2 separate regions of the Homo sapiens genome follow, and region 1 is linked to region 2. Evidence: chromatin loops called from intact Hi-C (ENCODE). Cell type or tissue: PC-9. All regions are shown on one strand. Links, peaks and the distances in the headings refer to the core of each region. The heading gives the core; the rest is flanking DNA. Region 1 has its middle 62 kb from the start of AGTR2. Region 2 has its middle 110 kb from the start of AGTR2.

Region 1 (11,813 bases), core at 3,144-8,143, 52 kb after region 2:
ATTACCTCAGGCCTGACTTCCTGCCAACATAAGCAAAGTAAGTTATAGGTTCACTCAGTAAATTCAGGAAAAGACAGAGAGGGATCGGAGGAGGAACAAAACAGCAGTGGCAGAAGAATGGCCATTTGTTCCACTACTGACTTGGATGCAAAAAGATACTGAGCAGGCATGTTCTATGAGATACATGGCTTTGAGAAATATTTTTATTCCTCTGAGCCTTGGCTTATCATAATAGAGATTCCCCTGCTCTGTTCAAATAGTACTGTTACAAGGATCATTTATGGTTCTTTGTGAAAACACTGCCCCTGCAAAAAGTAAGGTAGTTTTGTTCCTTCTAGAATCTGTCAAGTTGTACTTCCAGCTATTTCTGTAATTACAAAGAAGGGAAGCAGGTAATTCTGAAGCAAGTAATACTGATTCTCCGTTTGGACATCTCCTCTCCACACATATACACAAACATATGCACATACACATGCACACACAGAGAGCCATGCTGGAGGAGGAAGTAGTTACCAGGCACACAAACCACAAACTTTGCAGAGGCATGCCATGCCCAAGTTTGGTTCTGGCACCTTCCATTCAGTTGCCATCTTTTACTCTTTCTGCTGTGCTTATACTGTGACTGAATGTAGTTTCAAGGTGACTGATAAGTAATTAGAGGTTTTTTGGCTTATTTACCTGGAAAGCATGGATCCAAGAAAGGCCCAAAAGATAAAAATAAAATCTGAGGGGAACTATCACCCAGAAGAAAGAAATATTTTCACAATGACATAGGCAAGAGTCCATCTAGACTCCTGCTTTTGCTCCCACTCTCCATTTCTCCTTTCCTAATGCCTTGCACACTCTTGACATCTGTGCAAGACCTGGACAAAAGGTCCAAAAAGCCTACCTGCATGCCAGATGAGGAGCCAATAGGTGAAATATTCACACGAATGACACCTTCCTTTTGCAATCTCTCTCAAAAAAAAAATTAAATGATTGCAAGTGGTAGAAGCAACAGTGTAAACAAAATTATATTTTAAGTTAACTATTTACAACCTTCAGCAAGGTAAAAATTATTGGTAATAAATGACTTGTACAAATCAGAGGTACAGCATGTTATAATTGTTGCTTCCAAGTTGTGTAGGGGACTTTTATTAGTAGTACGTTTAAAAATTGAAATTTTGTGTTTTGTTGAGAGTATTAAGACTGTAAATGCTGCATACATTTAGCTATTTTTTTAAAATCTAGTGAAGCTCAACAGATGTTTTCCACCAATTAAAGTATAAATTGATATCATGATTATCAGCTTAAGTTCCCCTTGAGGGTAGCTGTAACAGTGAAGGTAAGAGAAAAAAAAATCTATATTTATAAAAATGCTTTCCTATTTTGGAAATAATTCTTTTTTTTTTTTTTTTTTTTGAGATGGAGTCTCACTCTGCTGCCCAGGCTGGAGTGCAGTGGCGCGATCTCTGCTCCCTGCAAGCTCCACCTCCCACGTTCACGCCATTCTCCTGCCTCAGCTTCCCGAGTAGCTGGGACTATAGGCACCCACCACTACACCCGGCTAATTTTTTGTATTTTTAGTAGCGACGGGGTTTCACCCTGTTAGCCAGGATGGTCTTGATCTCCTGACCTCGTGATCCACCCTCTTCAGCCTCCCAAAGTGCTGGGATTACAGGCGTGAGCCACCGCGCCGGCCCTATTTTGGAAATAATTCCAACACTAGCCACCACATTTCAGAAAAAGGGGATATTTTTAGAAGCATTTAGATACATACAAAGATGTACATTTTTTTCATTAACACAATTTTTTTACTATAGCTGATGATTCATAGACAAAAACAATAAACAAACCCTCTTAGAAATTTTTCATCACATTTCAGTTAGGCTAGATCCATCATGATATAATAACAGTAGGGGTGGAAAGAGGGGGTGGTGCAGAGTGCAGATTGGTGACATTAACAGGAGAATTCCAATCAAAACAAACACCAACATGAGTTGATAACTGAGGTAAATCTGTTGCATGTGGATTACCTCATTTGAGAAGGAGGAATAGAAACTTGGATAGACCCACTTCTTTGAGAGCAAACTATAGAGATGAAAGTAGAAACTAACCAACTTAACAAGATTTATGTTCTCCATACCTACACTAGAAGAATAATTTATCTGGTATTTACCAAATTAATTTTCTACTTAACAATTGTTTCATTCTTTTAGGCATAATTTACAGTGATTGATGGAGATTATCTGTTTCTCATCTACCAGTTCTTTAGGTAATGAACACTAATACCTATAGCATGGAATCAATTGAACTAATTAACATCCCCTAGAAACTATTTCCTTTCAACATTTGAGCACCTATAGTATGTGTGCACTGTGGTAGGCACTGAGGATGCCCTCTTCCTCCGTATGTGTACGTGAGAATGAGATTACATTGGCAGGAAGTGAGAGAGGAAGTGCTAGAAAAAATTCAAGATGCCCAATTAAATTTGAATTTCAGATGAACAACAAATAATATTTTAGTAAAAGTGCATCTCATACAATATTTACTAAGTCTGGCAATGCTAAAATTTGCTCATATATCTAAACACTCAAATAGAAGCATGAAAAAATATAGTGAGAGCAATGAGAAGGAAGCTTCAAACTCTCCATGGGTTGACAAGTGTGCAGTCCATTGAGGAAAAATTATCTGCTTTCTTGCAAGCAGAACTAAAAGAGCACAAGGATGGAGGAAAGGCATTGAGATAATTCAAAGTAAACCCATATGCAAAATCAGCCACCAGCGTAGAGTGAGCTAGTCAAGAGCCCTAGAAAGAGTAATAGTTGTGTGGCAATAAAGGCCAGTAAAACACCTCCATAAGCAAGAGATTAAGAAGAGTGGACACGTGAAAACAGTTACAAAAATCTTGTTCCTGTGTATATACTTGTAGCAGCAAGGGTCGGGGCAGATAAAAATTCATAACAGAGTTGAACTGATAAGATTAGCCTCTCAGAGGCATTCCCTGAACTGTCACATTGTTTTTAAGTAATGTCAGAATTGCTGGCATCATTGACTAGAACAGGATGGAAGCCCTGATCTTTCTTATGGTAATATATAAGGTATTTAGAAAGAATTACATATGCCCATCTGAAGATCTGAACTGAAATCCTGGTTCCAACATCACACAATAACCATGATTGTATGATGCATAAAACAATAGTCATATATACTTGAAAAAGTTACTCACCTTTTCATTCTCAGATTCCTTACCTATAAAAGTTGACTAGTAATTGTGATAATTACATGTGATACTGTATATGAAAGCACCTACCACAGGGCTTAACACACAGTAAATTTCAATGAATACTAATAACTTTTATTACCACCACTCCCCCTCCCTCTCCCACACAACCTATCATATGGCTGGGACAAGACACAGTCCAGGAGACAATACTGGACTTGCATTCAAGAGAGCTGCTTACATCACAGAATAACAGACTTCACCTTTAGAGAACAGGGCTCTCCATATCAACAGGAGGTAGTACACCAACTTAATAAATCCCAATATGTAATGGAGAAAAGCTGGAAGCACTCCCTTTGAAAACCATCACAAGACAAGGATGCCCTCTTTCACCACATCTATTCAGCATAGTATTGGAAGTCCCAGCCAGAGCAATCAGGCAAGAGAGAGAAATAAAGGGCATTCAAATATGAAGAGAAGAAGTCAAACTAGCTCTATTTTTAGATAACATGATTCTATACCTAGAAAACCCCACAGTTTTGGCCCCAAAGTTCCTTCAGATAATAAACGACTTCAGCAAAGTTTCAGAATACAAAATCTATGTACAAAAACAACTAGCATTTCTATACACCAAACAGCGAAGCTGAGAGCCAAATAAGAAAAGCAATCCCACTCAGAATTGCCACAAAAAGTATAAAATAGGAATACAGCTAACCAGGGAGGCGAAAGATCTCTACAATGAGAATTACAAAACGCTGCTCAAAGAAATCAAAGAAGCCACAAACAAATGGAAAATCATCCTATGCTCATGGATAGGAAGAGTCAATATTATTAAAATGGTCATACTGTCCAAAGCAATTTACAAATTCAATGCTATTCCTGTCAAACTACCAATAACATTCTTCATAGTATAAGAAAAAACTATTTTGAAATCCATACAGAACCAAAAAAGAGTTCAAAAGCCAAGGAAATCCTAAGCAAAAGGAATAAAGCTGGAAGCATCATGTTACCCAACTTCAAACTATACTATAGGGCTACAGTAACCAAAACAGTATGGTCCTGATACAAAAACAGGCACAAGGATCGATGGAACAGAAAAGAGAGTCCAGGAATAAGGATGCACACCTACAACCATCTGATCTTCAACAAAGCTGACAAAAGCAACGGGAAAAAAAAAAATCACTATGCAATAAATGGTGCTGGGATAATTAGCTAGTCATATGCAGATGATTGAGACTGGACCCCTTCCTTAGGCCATATACAAAAATCAACTTAAGATGGATTAAAGACTTAAATGTAAAACCCAAAACTATAAAAACCCTGGCAGACAGCCTAGGCAATACCATCCTGAACATAGGAACTGGAAAAGATTTTATTAAAAAGACACCAAAAGCAATTGCAACAAAAGCAAACATCGACAGATGAAATCTAATTAAACTTAAGAGCTTTTGCACAGCAAAAGAAACTCTCAACAGAGTAAACAGATAACCTACAGAATCAGAGAAAATATTTGCAAACTCTCCAAATGACAAAGGTCTAATACCCAGCATCTACAAAGAACTTAAACAAATGTCCAAGAGAAAAACAAACAGCCCCATTAAAAAGTGGGCAAAAAACATGAAACAGACACTTTTCAAAAGAAGACATTCATGTGGCCAACAAGCATATAAAAAAACCCTCAGTATCACTGACCATTATAGAACTGCAAGTCAAAACCGCAATGAGATACCATCTCATGACAATCAGAATGGCTATTACTAAAAAGTCAAAAATAACAGATGCTGGCAAGGTTGTGGAGAAAAGGGAACACTTATACACTGTTGGTGTGAGTATAAATTAGTTCAACCATTATGGAAAGCAGTATGGCAATACCTCAAAGAGCTAAGAGCAGAACTCCCATTCCTCCCAGCAATCCCTTTACTGAGTACCTAGCCAGAGTAATATAAATCATTCTACCATAAAGACACATGCACACAAATGTTCATTGCAGCACTATTCACAATAGCAAACACATGGAATCAACCTAAATTCCCATCAGTTACAGACTGGATAAAGAAAATGTGGTACATAGACACCATGGAGTCCTGTGCAGCCATAAAAAAGAATGAGATCTTGTCTTTTGTGGGAACATGGATGGAGCTGGAGGCTGTTATCCTTAGCAAACTAATGCAGGAATAGAAAACCAAATACTGCATGTTCTCACTTATAAGTGGGGACTAAACGATGAGAACTCATGAACACAAAGAAGGGAACAACAGATACTGGGGCCTACTTGAGAGTGGAGGCTGGGAGGAGGGAGATGAGAAGAAATATAACTGTTGGGTACTGGGCTAAATTCCTGGGTGATGAATAATCTGCACAACAAACCACTGTGACATGAGTTTACCTATGTAACAAACCTTCACATATACCCCCAAACCTAAAATAAAAGTTTAAAAAAAACAAGAAGAAAAAAAGAAAAAAATCTCAGTATTGAGAAAACTTCCTTCCAGGAAGTATGAGAGAAGAAATTCCTCCTTATAAAACTGGCTGTGGGACTTTTAGGTACTTATGACTAATGTTTTTCTCCCTCTTCAGGAAACATCATTCATCAAGATTGTGGAGAGAGGACTTACTAGTAGAGAGCGGTTGATTTCCCAATACCCGGTTAACTCACTCTACAAAGGGTTAGCCCAGGCGCCTCATATTAGAGGCCCCTCCAATACATGAATCATTGATATCAATTACTAATAAAGAACTTACTTTGCACCAGGTACCACATTAAATGTTTTGCTTATTTTAACTGTTAACCATTTTACATTTGAGGAAATTAAGACTCCAAGGGTTACATGGCTTACATAAGGCAACACAGAGATGAGCTATAACTCAATGCAATATGGCTCCAGTGTCTATACTCTTAACTACTATACTATATTGTCCATGCTACTATGACCATTCTGTAGCTGAGCACTGTGCTAACTGAACTACAGGTTTATCAAAAAAGTGAAACACAAGTCTTACAGCTTTTAATCTAATTTTTTTAAATGAACATACAAAAATACAGACTAAAAGATAGGTCCAGGCAGAGGTGAGCTTAAAGGACCAATGCCTGAAAGACATTTATAAAATTGCTTTTTATAAAACTTTTTGAGATGCCATCTCTCTCTGTCCCCAGGCTGGAGTGCAGTGGCCTGATCCCAGCTCACTGCAATCTCCACCTCCTGGGTTCAAGCAATTCTCCTGCCTCAGCCTTCCGAGTAGCTGGGATTACAAGCACCTGCCACCATGCCCAGCTAATTTTTGTATTTTTAGTAAAGATAGTGTTTCACCATATTGGTCAGCCTGGTCTTGAGCTCCTGACCACAAGTGATCCACCTGCCTTGGCCTCCCAAAGTGCTGGGATTACAGGTGTGAGCCACCGTGCCTGGCCTCTAGAAGAGCTTTTGTCTTATGGTTTGTCTCTCTTAATTATTCATGCGGTTTCCTGAACCATTGATTCAACAACCAGATTGAGTGACATCGCTGGAATGATCAATCAGCTGTAATGAAGCCTGGTTCTCTCATCCAAACTGCCCATTTCTATGCTCCCCAAGACACTGGCACATCTTTAAATAATTTGTGTTTTAATTGTTTAATCCTACTTTCATGATTGTTATCCAGGAGGGTTTTTTTGGCTAACAATCAATACCATCTTCCCAATAACTTTAAGGTTCTATAAACTCCGAAAAATATTGGCAGTCTATATACTTGATGGCAAAGTCCTATGTCCTATGATCTTTATAAATTTGTATATTGTTAGAAGCAAATTTTGAGTTTTGATTTGTGCTTCATAAAAGAAAAAAAGATTTCTACACAAAATCTCCTACCTAACTTTGCCATACTGAAATGAAAATTGTTTAGCTGCCATCTTGTGGCAAATAACACATGCTGAAAAAAAAATCAACGTTTCATAGTAAATCTCAAGATTTTCATTTTAATTTCCTCTTAATGGATGATTCTGTATCCATTTCACCTGCCTTTAAGGGAAGAACCATTACTATTTTTGGTCTGAGATTTTTTGGATAGCAGAGTAATGTCAGCATTTACACTACAGTAGTTCTTTTAGAACACCTATTTTGCTTTACACGAAAAAAATAACATTCCACAGATGAGATGAATATAAATGCATGGGAATTTATCATTGCCCTAATTTGAGACAAATTATGAAGAAGTGGTTGAATGTGGCCCACTAAAGTGTTTCTTAAAGTCTCAGCACTGTCTACTTCATTCTGAAAGACCACCAGTTAGAGACAGTGAAATGAAATCTACCTTCACATTTTTTTCCAGTGAGCTCACTCACTATTCCTAAAGCTGATGAATTCCATTTTTGAGTCCTATTTATCTGTGTTGAGAACAACTTGGCTCTCACCTCTCGCCCACTTTGATTTACACTTGGGTATGCTTACTTATTCCAATATTCAAGTTAGGACTCACACCTTCAGGCCTTAAATATAACTCTGGCTGAAGAATGTATAAAGGAGATTTTGCTTGGGAATCAAGTTTGTTTTGCTAACTTTGTTGCTCTGCAATCAAAGTAGGCAGTATGCATAGTGATTAAGTGCACTGTGTGTGAACTCAGACTACCTGAATCCTGGCTTTCCGTTTTACTATCTGTCTGACTTTGAACAAGCCACTTAACATTTTCATGCTACATCTTCCACAAATTTAAAATGAGGATCATAATAGCATCTACCTAATAGTATTCAGTTAACAAGTAAATTTCTTTGAACAGTGCTGAACAGAGAATAAGTATTCAACAGTATGAGTCAATAATTGTTTTGTCTCTTCTTAATGCCAGGTCACTCTGCTGATATCTAATTCTCAACGTTCAATCATCCTACCCTTTCAAAACTGATTTAGCAAATGTTTACTGAGTCCATAGTATGTGCCACACCTAATCCTGTGTACTGAAGCTACAAGAGTTCAAAGGAAAGGCAGTGTCAACTATTGTGCAGTTTACAACAGAGAGGGTACTAGACTACAAACAGATACATGCACAGACTGCATAATTTCAGAAAGAGTAAGCAAAACAGGAAAATGTAAATGCCTAAAATAGTTGGTCAAACTTGCAAAGTTAGAGAGGGAAAAACTGTAGAAAATGAGAATGGAGAGGTAGGAAGAGATCTGAGAATGTAGGGCTTTGTAGGATATGTTAAGGACTTTAAATCTCATTCTAAGTGCAGTTAGAATCCATTGGAGGGTTTTGAAGCAGGGAGTTACATAGTCAAGTATATGTTTGTTTTTAAAAGATCATATTCTGTATTGCATCACCTTAAAAGCTAAGAAAACTTATCTTCAGAGAGTGAAGCAGATGTGTCAATAGAAACAAATGTGAGAGACGACAATAAAGTCTCTCCCACAAGACGAATTGCATTTATACTCGAGTTCCATGGGGTAATTCTTTAAAACAACTTCTCCCTTTTTTATTTAAGGTATTTCTGATTGTTTTCTGTTGAGTTCCAACTGACCGAAATATGTGTAACTATCTTACTCTTCTACCTCTAAACTTGAAAAATTCCTTTTGTCTACCTTTATCATACTATGGATTTTTCTCTATCTTCACATTATGACCATCTTCTCAGTGAAAAAGCTAGGGCCTTCTTATGTCTTACAAGTTCAAATGGTCTGAATGTGCACTTTTTTATTACGCTCCTGCGTGACATTTTGTCTTTTCCTGCAACAGAATTAGGAGCCAAAGGATTAACAAAAGTAGGACACATTTGGGGTGCTGCAAATTCTGGGGGAACTAAGTGTCAAGTTATGGGAATAGAGCCTGCCAGGCCAAAAACAGATACGGGTTTCAAGGCAATATAACAGCCACATGGTATACATAAGCTGTTGACACAGTGACGGCAACGAAAAATAAAATTGTCTCTCAACAAGTGTACAAAGCAGAACCATGGACAATTTAGGAACACAGTTCAGAGATCTAAAATGGCAGGCTGCACCAAGGAAAGTCTGGTAGCTGGTAATAAGGCCTTAGTTATAGGAATGACATTTGGGGTCAGAACTAGCAAGAAAAAGGCAGGATCCCCATCTCTTCATGACTTTGTAACTTATCAGTACAGAAAAGTTTCAATGACAAGGTAGAGACTCAGTTACCTGACCTGAGATAAAAAGTTTGAAAAAAACTAGAATCAAATTTGCCTTGATGTTGAATTCCTTGTGTCTGATGTTGCAGCTCCACTTATTTGTCCAAAAGCAGGAGAAAGAGATGAACCTGCAGTTGGTAGACGGCTGAGATCAAAGACCCCAAATTTGGGACAAACTTACTACATTGCTTCATTTATGAATTACATATTGATACAAAGAGTAGCTTAAAGAAGTGAATACTCCACTTATCTGACTTTCCAACTATTTTTCTCCTTAGAAAATGTCATATTTTTCAGATGCAGGCCTATTCTCAAACAACTTATGTGAGATCAACAAATTGCTTCTCAGAGGTGCTAAACACTTCCCATTTGATAATGTTTCTAGTCTTTTCTTCATTTTTATAAATGTTTTAAAAGACAAAAGTAGATAATACATTGTTTAGGAATATATTATTAAACTTTTTAAACTTTTAGTTTTGAAGGTACATGTGCAGGTTTATAATATAGGTAAACTCATGTCACAGGGATTTGTTGTACAAATTATTTCATCACCCAGGTACTAAACCTAGTACCCAGTAGTTATTTTTTTCTAATCCTCTCTCTCCTCCCAACCTCCACCCTCATGTAGGCCCCAAGGTCTGTTGTTCACTTCTTTGTGTTCCTGAGTTCTCATCATTTAGCTCCCACTTACAAGTGAGAAGATGCAGTATTTGGTTTTTCTGTTCCTGCGTAAGTTTTCTAAGGATAATTGCCTCCAACTCCATCCATGTTCCTGCCAAAGTCATGGTCTCATTGTTTTTATGGCTGCATAGTATTCCATGGTGTGTATGTACCACATTTTCTTTAGGTAGTCTATCATTGATGAGCATTTAGGTTGAGTCCATATCTTTGCTATTGTGAATAGTACTGCAATGAATATTCATGTGCATGTGTTTTTATGGAAGAATTATTTATATCCCTCTGCATATGTATCTCCTAAACAGATTCCTGGGGGGAATGGTAGTTCTGCTTTTTAGCTTTTTGAGGAGTCACCATGCTAATTACAATGGTTGAACTAATTTATACTCCTACCAACAGTGCATAAGTGTTCCCTTTTCTCCACAACCTTGCCAGCATCTGCTATTTTTGACTTTTTAATAATAGCCATTCTGACTAGTGTAAGGTGAGATGGTATCTCATTGGGGTTTTGATTTGCAGTTATCTAATGATCTGTGATATTGATGTTTTCTTCATGTGCTCATTGGTTACATGTATGACTTCTTCTGAAAAGTATCTATTCATGTCCTTTGCCCACTTTTTAATGGGGTTGTTTGTTTTTCTCTTGTAAATTTGTTTAAGTTCCTTGTAGATGCTGGATATTAGGCCTTCATCATATGTATAGTTTGCAAATATTTTCTGCATTCTATAGGTTGTCTGTTTACTCTGTTGATAGTTTCTTTTGCTGTGCAGAAGCTCTTAAGTTTAATTAGGTCCCATTTGTCCATTTGTGCTTTTATTGTAATTGCTTTTGGTGTCTTCGTCATGAAAACTTCACCAGTTCCTATGTTCAGGATGGTATTGCCTTCATTGTCTTCCAGGGTTTTCACAGTTTTGGGTTTTACATTTAAGTCTTTAATCCAGCTTGAGTTGATTTTTTTATATGATGCAAGGAAGGGGTCCACTTTCAATCTTCCACATATGGCTAGTCAGTTATCCCTGCACCATTTACTGAACAAGGAGTCCTTTCCCCATTGCTTTTGCCAGCTTTGTTGAAGATCAGATGGTCATAGCTGTGCAGCCTTATTCCTGGGCTCTCTTTTCTGTTCCAGTGGCCTATGTGCCTGTTTTTGTACGGGTACCATCCTTGTTTGGTTACTCTCACCCTGTAGTGTTTTTAGTCTTGAATCATAGAAACTAATGCCATAGAAAAGAAAGAAAGAAGGCATATGTGCACAGAAAATCAAGCAGATCACTGAACACATTGCTGGCCAAACAGCCAACTGCTTAATAATGTAGCTCAGACTAACATTACTGAGAAATTACACTTTATACCCCTACCTTCTCCAATCTAAAGGGATTATGGGTGAAATGAAAACAATGCATGGCCTGAAACAAAAGGCAAAGGCTGATGTTAGCTTGCAAGACCTAAATTAATGTTTATACTGAAATCCTCTCAAAATGCTGCTGCTTCAGTCAAGCAAAAAATGTTTGTGATCTTAGTGGAGATTAAAAGAAAAATAAATGTTTCAAATGAGTCATTGAGTTTCTGAAACCGGGAACTTTCTGATATAAAGCTGATTGAACTTCTACCTTGGGTCTTTGAGAATGAGACTGAAATTTACTATGAAATGCTGTTTTTTCAAATTTTAAACTATGCCTAATGCAAAATCACTAATAATGTCTGAACAATCACAAAAGACAAAAAAAAAATCTACATCCTCCATTTCACTGTAATTGGGGACAGTTGATACAGAGATAACGAAGTGTCCAAATAGCCTTGAAAAGCTAAATGCTAAATATTT
Region 2 (11,813 bases), core at 2,438-7,437:
TAGGTAGCTGAATTCAAAGTCTGGCATACTTTAAGAGTTACATCAGGAGTGTCTAGCAACAAAGCCTGATATTTCAATAAGCATCCCCCTGTCATCCACTGGTGTCCTTTGGCTTCTAGGATTCCTTGTACTTGGTGTGGGGTTAAAACCTCCAGATATTTTCCTAAAACCAGTTTATTGGTTTCATCTACTAAATGAGCAGTTGCTGCCACTGCCCTGAGGCATCCAGGCCATCCTGAAGTTACATGGTCTAATTGCTTAGAAAAATATGCCACTGTTAGAGAATATCTCCCATCTCCTATACAAGGACACCTAGGGTGGTTCCTTGTTTTTCAGCCACATAAAGGAAAAGTGGCTTATCAAGATTAGGAATTCGTAGGGCTGGAGCTGATCCCAATTTCTCCTTGAGAGCATTAAAACCTTGTTTACAGTTACTATCCCATTCAAAAGGATCTACATCTGCTCCTTTCAGAGCCTCATATAAAGGCTTGGCTATATGTCCAAATCCAGGCAACCATAAATGGCAGAATCCTGCCATCCCTAGGAAAACCCACAGCTGCTTTCTAGTTTGGGGTTGTGGAATACTTAAGATAGCTTCACTTTATTCTGGCACTACTGCTCAGGTGCCAAGGGTTAGGACAAATCCTAAGTATTTACCCTCTTGAGTTGAAAACTGGGCTTTATGCCATGAGACACTATACCCATTAGCTACCAGAAAATTTAGAAACCTGTTGGTATTTTCATCTGAGTCTCTTCTGGTTGGGCTAGCAATCAACAGATCATCTACATATTGAATAATAGTGCCCCAAATTCAGCCAACTGGTGCACACAGATGATTTTCCTTTCAGTTGGGGGTCTCTTCAGTATCGTCCCTTCCGTGGTTCACCAGAAAGATGTTACAGGGTCTCATGCAAGAAAGAATTCAGGGCGAGTCCACAGTGCAAAACAAAAGCAAGATTATTAAGAAAGTAAAGTAGTGAAAGAACATCTACTCCATACAGAGTGTGGGCATTCCTGAAAGTAAGAGGAGGAATGCGTCCACCCTAGGTACAAGTGATAAAGGATTAATTTTCTTAATTATTATATTTTGCAAGAATCATTATTAGTATCTTTAAAGCAAAATTAGGAATGCCTTTCTTCTTGAGATATTGGGATATCTGGACATTCCCAAGTCTGGGTCTGTTTAGTAAACATTATCAATCTGTTCCCTTAACCATAAACATCAAGAAGATAGGAATACCTAAATTTCTGGGAATGCAGCCCAGCAAGTCCCAGCCTCATTTTCCTAGCCCTCACTCAAAATGGAGTCACTCTGGTTCAAATGTTTCTGACACTGCTATATTATTTGTAACTACATTTATGGATATTTACATTTTTAAAAGTATATTAAGACACTGAAATCTTTAGATTTTTGTGCTAGATCATAGGGCAAGAAATTGGGGTATAATGGTAGATCTTCAGCACCTATTAAATTAAAACTAGAAAATGACTTAAATGGAAAGACAGCACAATGTAATGGAAAACACAGGGGTTTAGAACTGGAAGGCCTAGGTTTGAATCCTAGCTCATTCATGTAACATCTCCTAATTTGTTAAATGGGTGACTACTACTACTACTACTACTACTACTAACAATAATTGGAAACAAATTTGCTAAAGCATAAAAATGCAGGGAGATTTCTGCCTCTGCTTATGATGAAGTAGCTAATGCCAAACATGCTCTCCCACTATTAGAAAAGCCACAAAGTTGGACATGATGTAAAAAAAAATGTTTTAAGATACTGAACAATAGGTAGTACAGGACTTTGGTCACCAAGAAAAAAGAAACATACAAAGTGAGCCCTATATTCATGTCAGTTCTATGACTTGGAAAAATTTCTTGAGAAAGACATAAGAAAGTAGAACTCAAACAGACCAAGACAGTCCTGCTGAGCTGAGAAGATAAATATTAAAGTTCACGGTAGGATATTGGAGAGGAGGGAGCTATGCAGAAGGGTTCACAGGTATCTCTGTTTGAGTTTCCCATAAGTCACTGGCCAAGGTTTAGGATATAGATGTGTGGGGCACGACTGTGTGAGACCTAGCAACAAGAAATTGTCATGGATTTGAGAGTTGAACAGAGATTCTAGAGGTTGCACAGTGCTAAAAAATATCAGAGTGGCACTGTAGCCAGAGTGACAAGACCCCAATCCAATTCCTAGCATTCAGCTAAGGCAACAGAAAGGCCATGCATTAAAAAAGGGTCCATGCTGTAGGGTTACAGCTACTCTATAAACACACCCTAAGAAAGCCTATAACCAAGCCTCCACAAAACCAAGTAGAACTGCCAGCAAATTAACTGACTGCTACAACAAAATGAAACATTATTTAAAGGAAGAGAATATGCAAAATTGATTTCTTACAATGTATTATCCAAAATATCTAGCAACACAAATAGCTTAATATGCAAAGAAGGAAATGTTACCCTAAATCAAGAAAAAAAGCAATCAATATTAAAATATCTCTGTATACTCTGATTTTGGGATTAACAGATAAGGGTTTTTAAGCAGCTGTTAAATTATATTCAAACATATAAAGAAAAATATGATTTTAATAAGAGAATAAATAGAAAAATCTCAGCAGAAAAATAAAAACAATAAAGAAGAAACTAATTTAAAAATCTATAAATTAAAAGTTAAATATCTGAAATAAAACTACTTATTGGAAGAGCCTGACAGCAAACTGGAGTTAGAAGAAAAAGGGGTCAGTGAATTTCAATACAAATTTATACAAATTACCCAATCTGAAAAACAAAGAAAAAGATTTGAAAATAATTAAGAGCCTCAATGACCTGTGAGATAATGCAAAGCTCTCAAACATGCATGTAATTGGACCCCCAGAGGCAAGGAGAGAGAGAATTAGGCAGAAAGTTATTTGAAAAATAATGCTCAAAATGTCTTAAATTTGGTGAATAACAATAACCTATATATCCAGGAGCTCAGCAAACTCCAGTAGGCTAAGTATAAAGAAAACCACACTCAGGCACATCATAGTCAAATATCTAAAAACAGACAGAAATTAAAAAAAAAAAAAATAGCAAAGACCCCCTCAAGGATCTAGAATCAGAAATACCATTTGACCCAGCATTCCCATTACTGGATATATACCCAAAGGATTATAAATCATTCTACTATAAAGACACATGCACACGTATGTTAACTACAGCACTATTTACAATAGCAAAGACTTGGAACCAACCCAAATGTCCATCAATGATAGACTGGATAAAGAAAATGTGGCACATATACACCATGGAATACTATGCAGCCATAAAAAAGGATGAGTTCATGTCCTTTGCAGGGACATGGATGAAGCTGGAAACCACATTTTCTTCCAATAAAAGACTTGCATTTTTATTTTCTTATTGGTATATTTTGAACATTAGAAAATATTCATAATGCATATATCTGACTAAGTACTGACATTCAAAATATATAAAGAACTCTTACAACTCAATATTAAGAAGATAAACAACCTAATAAAAGTGGGGTGGGGATTGCACAAGACTTTTGAACACTTTATAAAAGAAGATATATGTATGACCAATGAGCACATGAAAAGAAGCTCAACATCTTCAGCCTTCAAATAAATATAAATTAAAACTAAAATGAGATAAAAATGTATGCTTACCAGAATGGCTAAAAATAAAAAGTGTTGGGGTACAGAAAATAATTCCCCAAAATATGGCTCTTTAGGACGCTAAGCACTTTGAAAGTGGAAAGGTCTCAGAAATAAGCCTCAGAACCAAGGGCTCTCTCTGACCTTCCCTTGCCTTTCTGTCTCTCTGATCCTCTTTCCAGAAGCACTGGGGGAGACTCTCTCTGAAATTTCCTTATCTAAGAAAGCTTATTTCCAAAAAGAAATGCATTATGTATTAAGACTACCTCTCTAGGAATCTCATCAAATAACCAGGAAAGGTCAACCACAGAGAAGAGAAGAAACTGGGGGTCATCATCACACTGAGATAAATGTTTCATCTGTCTTTCTGAGGGCAGCTCTAAGAGATTTCCTAGAGGGGAGGGGGGCTTTATCTGCATAAAAAGACAATCTTTGTTCCTATGTAATTCTGCCCCTAACCTTGTCCATCTAGCTTCCAAATAGAATCATGTACAAAATAATGTCTGTCTCCTGAGTCCATACATCTCTCCCATATAAAGACAGTATTTAAGCCTCAACCATAGGGCCCCTCTGTAAGTCTCATATTTTGTGTATCGCTTCTGTGTTTAGGCATGTTAATAAATGTGTATGCCTTTTTCTCCTATTAATCTGCCTTTTGTCAGTTCATTTTCAGTGAATCTTCAGTGGGCAGAGAGAAAGCTTTCTCTCAACCCCTACAAAAGAGTGACACTATCAAGTTGTAAAGTAAATATAAAATCTTAAGCCCCCCACTGACTGAACAGACACGCTCTTGGCCAAGGGGACCCCAGAAAAACCATAAAACCTGAATTCCCAGCCATGATGGGTTTTGGAGTTTAGGCACAATTGACTAGCATTAATAAAATTAGTAAAAATGGAGATCATAAGACTAAATGGACTCTTTGTGACAATAAAATACCAAATTATAAACAGGACCTAAGGCCATGCCAGACAATGATTAAGTCACATACCCCTACAGGTCACTCTGACCCAGTGTATTGGTTAACAGAATTACTTATCTTAAAACATTCCTTTCTGCTGACTCCAAATTTTTAGACAAAGCTTTACTCCTTTAACCAACTGCAAATTAAATAATTTCTTAATCCACCTATAACCTGCAGGCCATTGCTTCAAGATATCCCACCTTTTGGGGCAAAACCAACATATACCTTCCATGTATTGATTTATGACTTTCCCTGTAACTCCTCCCTCCCTAAAATGTATAAAGCCAAACTGTAATCTAACTTCTGCAGATGCACTTTCTCAGGATCTCTTCAGACTGTGTTCCTCGGGACATAGTCATTCATATTGACTCAAACCTCTTTAAAATATTTTGGAGTCTGGTTTTTTCATCAACAAAGTGAAGATGTGAAGCAACTAGAACTCTTGTACATTGTAGATAAGAGTGGTACAACCTCTTTGAACTATGCAAAATGGTACAACCTCTTAGGAGAAAAGTTTTTTTTTTCAATTTTTTTAATCAAGCTAATTACACATCTACCCTATGACTTCAGCAATTTTATATCTGGATATTTTGTGTACAACGACAAAAAGACTTGCATTTGTTCATTTGTTCATAGCAGTCTTATTTATAATAACTAAAACCTGGAAACAACTCAAATGTCTATCAATATAAAATTGATAAATTATGTCATATTCTATAAAGAAATACAGATTAGTAAGCAAAAAAAAAATAAATTACTGATATACACAATAACATAAATGAATCTCCAGACTCCAAATTAAACAAAGTAAATGCTGTATGATTTCATATATATAAAGGAGTTCTAAAACAGAATAAATTATTTTGTAATAATAGAAAGAGAGTAGCGGTTGTTCAAAGATGGGAGTTACGGTGGGAATTTGACTTCAAAGGGGTAGGAGGGCACTTTCCAGGATGATATTATGATTCATTTCTTGAGAGGAGCTAAAACTACTCAGGCGTATACATTTGTCAAGATTAATTGAACTGTACACTTAAAATGGATGCTTTTTTCTCCATATAATTTTTACCTCAATAAAGTTGATTTAAAAAAGAAAGCAGAGCATTCCAGGTTGAGAAATATGTGCTCTCTTCTCTCTTCCCTGAAGCAGCATGAGCTCATTTTCAGGCTGAAAAGTGATGGCTTTATTTGTAAACAAATGTCAACTTTACCTTGCCAAAAAGGAAGTACTATGCCCTCAAGGTACTTGAAGGGTGGGGTGAATGTGTGTCAGTCAGAAAAGGAGCAATGGATTATTAAGAACGCAGAGGAGGAAAAAAAAAACAGAGTGGTTTGGTAAAGATTTGAAGAGGTACTTTATGCATTGCAGAAAATATTACAAACCTATAAGGGGGTATGCCTGTGTCTGATCCATTAAGAAGATAATCTAAGGGTGTGGATAGGTAGGAAAAGATCAGAACGAAGTAGTTAGCACTGATGAAGAAAATTTGTTTGCTGTGAAGCACCCTGGATATCAAGCTGGAGCCATCTCACCGAATGCGTGCTCAAAAATTGGCCTTAAGCTCAAATTTGTATAAAACTTTTTAAAAATTTTTCATTTTTGGGGGTACGTAGTAGGTATATATATATAGGTGTATATGTATAGGATAGGTGTGTATATAAGGTGTGTATATATATATATATCCACCACCTTATATACGCACCTATACATATACACCTATATATATACACCTATATATATATATATATACACACACACATATATATATAGGTATATACCTGTATGTATATATATAGATGTGTATATATATATATATATAAAAAAAACCTGTGTGTGTGTATATATATATATATAGGTGCATATATATAGGTATATACCTATATATACACATATGTATATATAGGTGTGTGTATATATATATGTATATACACATATATGCACCTATATATATACTTGTATATATATATAGGTATGTGTATATATATAGGTGTGTGTATATATATAGTTGTGTGTATATATATATACAGGTTTATATATATCTATAGGTGTGTATATATAGGTATATACACACCTATATATACACACCTATATATATACACCTATATATATATACAGGTGTGTGTGTGTGTATATATATATATACCAGTATATACCTATATATATACATCTATTATATATATATATAGGTATATACATATATATATGTATATACCTACTACATACAGGCAAAAATGAATATATATATATGGTACATAAAATATTTGATACAGGCATACAATGTGTAATTATCACACCAGGGTAAATGGGGTATATATCACCTCAAGCATTTATCCTTCCTTTGTGTTACAAACAATCCAATTATACTTTTATAGTCATTTTTAAATGTATAATAAATTATTGTTGACTGTAGTCATAATGTATAAACGTTTTAAATAGGTACCTGAAGCACAAAAGCCCCTTGTCAAGACCTGTGTATCTTTTCTTGAGGTAAATTACAATGGATTTACTGACTGAGAGCTTGAGGCGAATCCCTCTGATATGTCTGGCCTAGTGCAAAGACAGGGCTGCTCTTAGAATATGGTGTTCAGAAACAGAAAATGCAGAATTCTTTTGACCCAGTGCGAATCACAAACCTCCTATTTGGAGCATCCCTCAGCCTAAATAAATAAAGAGCCAGTCACCCTCTAATTATTCCAACTGAGTTATCCTGTCTTGTAAATCACCCTCTTCTTTTCTAGATATCTACTCTAATGGTTGGTTAGTTTCTTGTTCCCAAGACCTGAATTAAATGAAAAGACCACAAAATTCCATTGGCAACTTATTAGCTATTTCTTTATAGTGTCTCCAGAAATCTTGGGAGAGGTATTGAAATATGATGGGAAAAGAGACTAAAACATCTGGTTCAAGTAAGATTTTGAAATTTTCTGGCTTTCTATTACACTCAAACTTCCTGGCCTCTATTTCTACATACAATTAGCAATTTAACTGAATGAGTTCTTTTGTTTTCTTTCTTCCCAAGAAACTAGTAATAATATTTGACAGTATAGCAATATACTGGGGCAGTGTAAGTCACAGTAAAGAGCTTCAGCTGGAGCTATGCTGACTTGGGTTTAGACTCTGACTTTTCAACTCTGCCATTCACACCAGCTCTTCAACTTAAATCAATTAATGTCTCTGAGCCTGTTTTCTCATCTCTAATATGGGAAAAATAATACTTAGCTCAAATGGTTGTTATGCCTATTAAATGAGGTAACATTTGCCAAATGTATGAAACAGCGCCTGTCATAGGGTAAGTACTGGGCATTGTAAGCTATTGTTATTTATTATAAGTTCTCACCCTTCTTGGATTCCTGAAAGCACTTTATCCTATTATCTTATTTCATCTTATTCTATCCACTCTCTTCCTGAAAGTAGAGACTCCCCTCTCTCATCTAAATCACTTATCACAGAGTATTACAATAGTAAGTCTTCAACAAATGGTTATTCTTCTTATCTTTATTAAATTGGATTTCTGAACATGTGGTAGAAAACAGACATTAAGATGTTAGTGGTCCAGAGGTACCACGTCTAACCATTTTTCTTTCAAGTGAGAATTTTGAAATCTCAGATATCTATTTGAGGACCAAGTCAAAGACCCAGAGTCTTAACTCAGAATATAGGCCCCAAAGTAGACATTCTCTGTGTTTGGACTGCGTAACTCTGTTTGAGCTTTGATGAATGATGGGCAAGAGAAGGGCCTTATCTCTGATTTTATCTCAAATCAAATTTTCATGTTAATCCTTGTTGATCTCTCTCATTGAGAATAATATTATCTCTTTGTTGACATCTTATTCTTTGCCTTACCTAATCACGTCTCAACCTGTTCCTTCACTCTTGAGTACCCCTCTACACCTCATTCCTAGCATCTGTCATCTTCCCTAACAACAGATACCCCTCTCTCTACATCAAATCATGATTTTCATTCTTTCTAAATTTCCCACATCTAACATCTTTCCTGTCCAAATCCTACCATGGCCAGTTGAAGTCTCCTGTGGACTCTGGATCATGCTAGATTCTAGATAAATTATGACAGAAGAAACGTCTAAGAATGTCCTTGTCTACAAAAGGCTTATGGTTTATTTAGGGAAATATGACAAACATGAAAAAGGAATTTCATAGGGAACTGTTTCAGCATATTATGTGTACAGGATACTTTACCAGACCTCAGAGATACAGATAGTCTAGGAGCTCTTGTTGCCTGCTCCCTCAGTGAGGAGACAAAATAAATATTAGAAAAAAAAATCAAAGCATCATCACTTACATTGTGTCAAATATAGAGAAGTATGAAAATGGATCAGAGTGTAAGAACAATTGTGAAAAGTAACTGATCAGGGAATACTTCTTAGAGGAAGTGGAACATAATCTGAACTCTAAAGAGGCTATACTTTAGGGAAATGCAAGGAGGAGGGTGTGTAGGGCATTCCAGACTGGGGAGCAGTGTGAACAAAGGTGTGGTGTCCAGGATGTTTGTAGGTTGTTTAGAAACAATGAGCATTCTGTTGAGCAGCTATTGTGAGGTAAGATTTTACAAGGCCTTGAATGCTAATTTAAGGAATGTGTATTTGATCATGTGGCTGTGTTTCACAAAGCCCTAGGACTCCTCAGAAGAGATCTCACATTCAAACACAGAGAATTAGGCCTGGCGTGGTGGCTCACACCTGTAATCCTAGCATTTTGGGAGGCCAAGGCTGGTGGATCATGAGGTGAGGAGTTCAAGACCAGCCTGGCCAACATGGTGAAACCCCCCCTGTACTGAAAATACAAAAATTAGTTGGGTGTGGTGGCACACATCTGTAATCCCAGCTACTTGGGAGGCTGAGGCAGGAGAATCACTTGAACCCGGGAGGTGGAGGTTGCAGTGAGCCGAGATCAGGACGCCAATGCATTCCAGCCTGGGCGACAGAGCAAGACTCTGTGTCTCAAAACAAACAAACGAACAAACAAACAAGAAACAGAATTGGTGCAGGTGAAGAGGGGAGAGCGAATTGAGTAAGGAGGCTGAGCAGGTGGGAATCTAGGACTTCCATTTTCACTTCAGCCAAACTGATCTTACTTTTTCTGTTTGATATGTTAAAAGATCATGTGAGATTTTATTTGGAAGAAAGTCATCCCCTGGTTAAAAAATTGAAAATCTCTGCTCTAGATATAATAAAAGCCATTAAAGAATTTTGAGCATAGAATATTAGAATTAGCACAATAGAGAGTTTATCTCATCCAGTATGTAAACAAAGCAGTAATCCTTTTTAAACATCCTTGATGTTCTTTCCTTAAACATAATTCCTGTGATAGAAAAACCACAACTTTTCATGACAACGCATTCCACCATTGGATACCTCTAACTCAGAAGATCTAAACATAGAATCCACAGATCCCTTAGAGGTACCATAAACTTTGACTGAAAAAAATATTATACCTTTATTTAATTTCTAACTTAAATTCGATATTTCTCTGACTATGAATGTAGGCAACAAAACTTAATCATATTATCAATACCTAAAAAACAGATATTTTATACCACTTTAAAATTATCACTCTGTCTTGCATCATGTATGTGAACTAAATAAATAAATAAATAAAATTATCGTAGGTATCTTCAATTTTTTTGAAATTTTAAAAATTATATTTAAATACAAATTATTTCCTGTGTAATCCTATGCATTTTATTTTATGCATTTAAAAACATTCTGAGGAAAGTTCATAGGCTTTACCAGATTTCCAAAAGGGTTCAAGGCACAAAAGAATGTTATGAAACTGTGCCTTATGTTTATAATTTTTTCTGTTAATTCAGAATTTTTATTCTAACATCTGTTCTTAAACATTTCTCCTCTACAACTACATAGACTAAGTCTAATACTACTTCCATGTGATAGTCTATCAAATATTGGAAGACAACTATCACATGTCTATAGGATTTCCTTCTCAAACTAATCATCCCACATTTCTTCATCTGTCCCTCAAAAGATATGTCAATGGGTCCTCTCATTATTCTGACCAGCTTTTACAACATGTTCCACTTGACCTATTTTCTTCACGTATTCTGCTTAAAGTATGGTGGCTACATCTGAGCAAACATCTAGAAAGGGAAGTTTTAGAGACAGGACTTCAAGTCTGTCTCAATAGTTTCAGTAATTCCTGTTCCACAAGTCATAATTACTTGAGTCCATGGACTGAGGTATAACCAATGTGGTCATTTACTCTTCTGGCTTAGGAACACCCTGGGACTCAGAAGAGGTGAGTTCATTTAAGGCAGTATACTAAAGTGGTTAAATGGGGCTAGACAGGTCTGGGTTTGTATCCTATTTCTACTGAATACTAGCTGAGTGACTTGGGGAAAGATCACTTGATTTCTGAAACTCATTTTTTTCTATTGTAAAATGGACGAAATAATAGTACCTACTTCAAAAATTTGTGTTGATTAAATGAAGTGACTAATGTAAAGTGCTTAGCACAGTGTCTGGTATATGCCTATTAATGTCAAACAAAGTAAGACAAGCATTACCCTCCTTTTTTATCAAATATTGGGCCCTGGGCACCCCTTCCTAATCTCCATATTACCATGATTCAACTCACTGAAGCTATGTATCAATGTACATCTCCTCTTCTCCCCCATAGTGGATTCCTAGAAAAGTTATCAGAAGTTGAATAAAAGAAGAAGGAGGAAGAGAAAGTCTTTTAAAATAGGAAATGGAGTGGGTAAGATAAGCTATGTACACATATTTTCAGCCTGTATAACTTCACGGTAACAAGTTTCCTAAGTTCAAATTCCACGATACAAAGTAATAGACCTTTTCATTTGCTTAAAGCTTCCTTCAGACTTAATAAAATGTTTCTGTGCTAGACGGCCACAGAGTTTGCCTGAAAATTCTTAATTTCTTGGGTTTATTCTGTATGATTGACATACATGACTTTGGTTATTTCCACATACAGGCTTTGCTTTTCCAAACAGAACAGTGACAATCATTTTATTCTCTCCCTGTGTTGCATTATTTTCCACAATGCCTAACACAGTGCTGAGGGCAGTGTCCACATTCAGTAAAACTTTTAATAACCCTTATTATCAAACAATCAAAAATTTAATGTCTCCTCTGGGCCAAGGCTTGGTTAGATGTTGAGGTGAGGGTGGGGTGGGAACCACATGGGTGGCAAATAGTTAAG

What was found. A loop is a pair of places that touch in the nucleus more often than their neighbours do. Peaks named below come from ENCODE experiments on the same cell type or tissue, not always from the same donor. Only the 100,000 strongest peaks of a DNase experiment are listed, where the experiment ranks them.
Region 1: a loop joins it to region 2, with 4 times the contacts of the local background. A loop is called at or near these places in 7 of 110 quality-filtered maps.

What each region holds. Positions count from the first base shown.
Region 1 is chrX:116,226,987-116,238,799 of GRCh38, reverse strand. No RefSeq gene overlaps it. Among named protein-coding and RNA genes, the nearest start is that of AGTR2, 62 kb to the right of the region's middle. In PC-9, for the core only: no CTCF peak of the experiment used is centred there; DNase peaks (open chromatin) are centred at 5,819 and 8,069; H3K27ac peaks cover 3,361 bases.
Region 2 is chrX:116,278,601-116,290,413 of GRCh38, reverse strand. No RefSeq gene overlaps it. Among named protein-coding and RNA genes, the nearest start is that of AGTR2, 110 kb to the right of the region's middle. In PC-9, for the core only: a CTCF peak has its summit at 4,548; DNase peaks (open chromatin) are centred at 4,713 and 5,823; H3K27ac peaks cover 1,506 bases.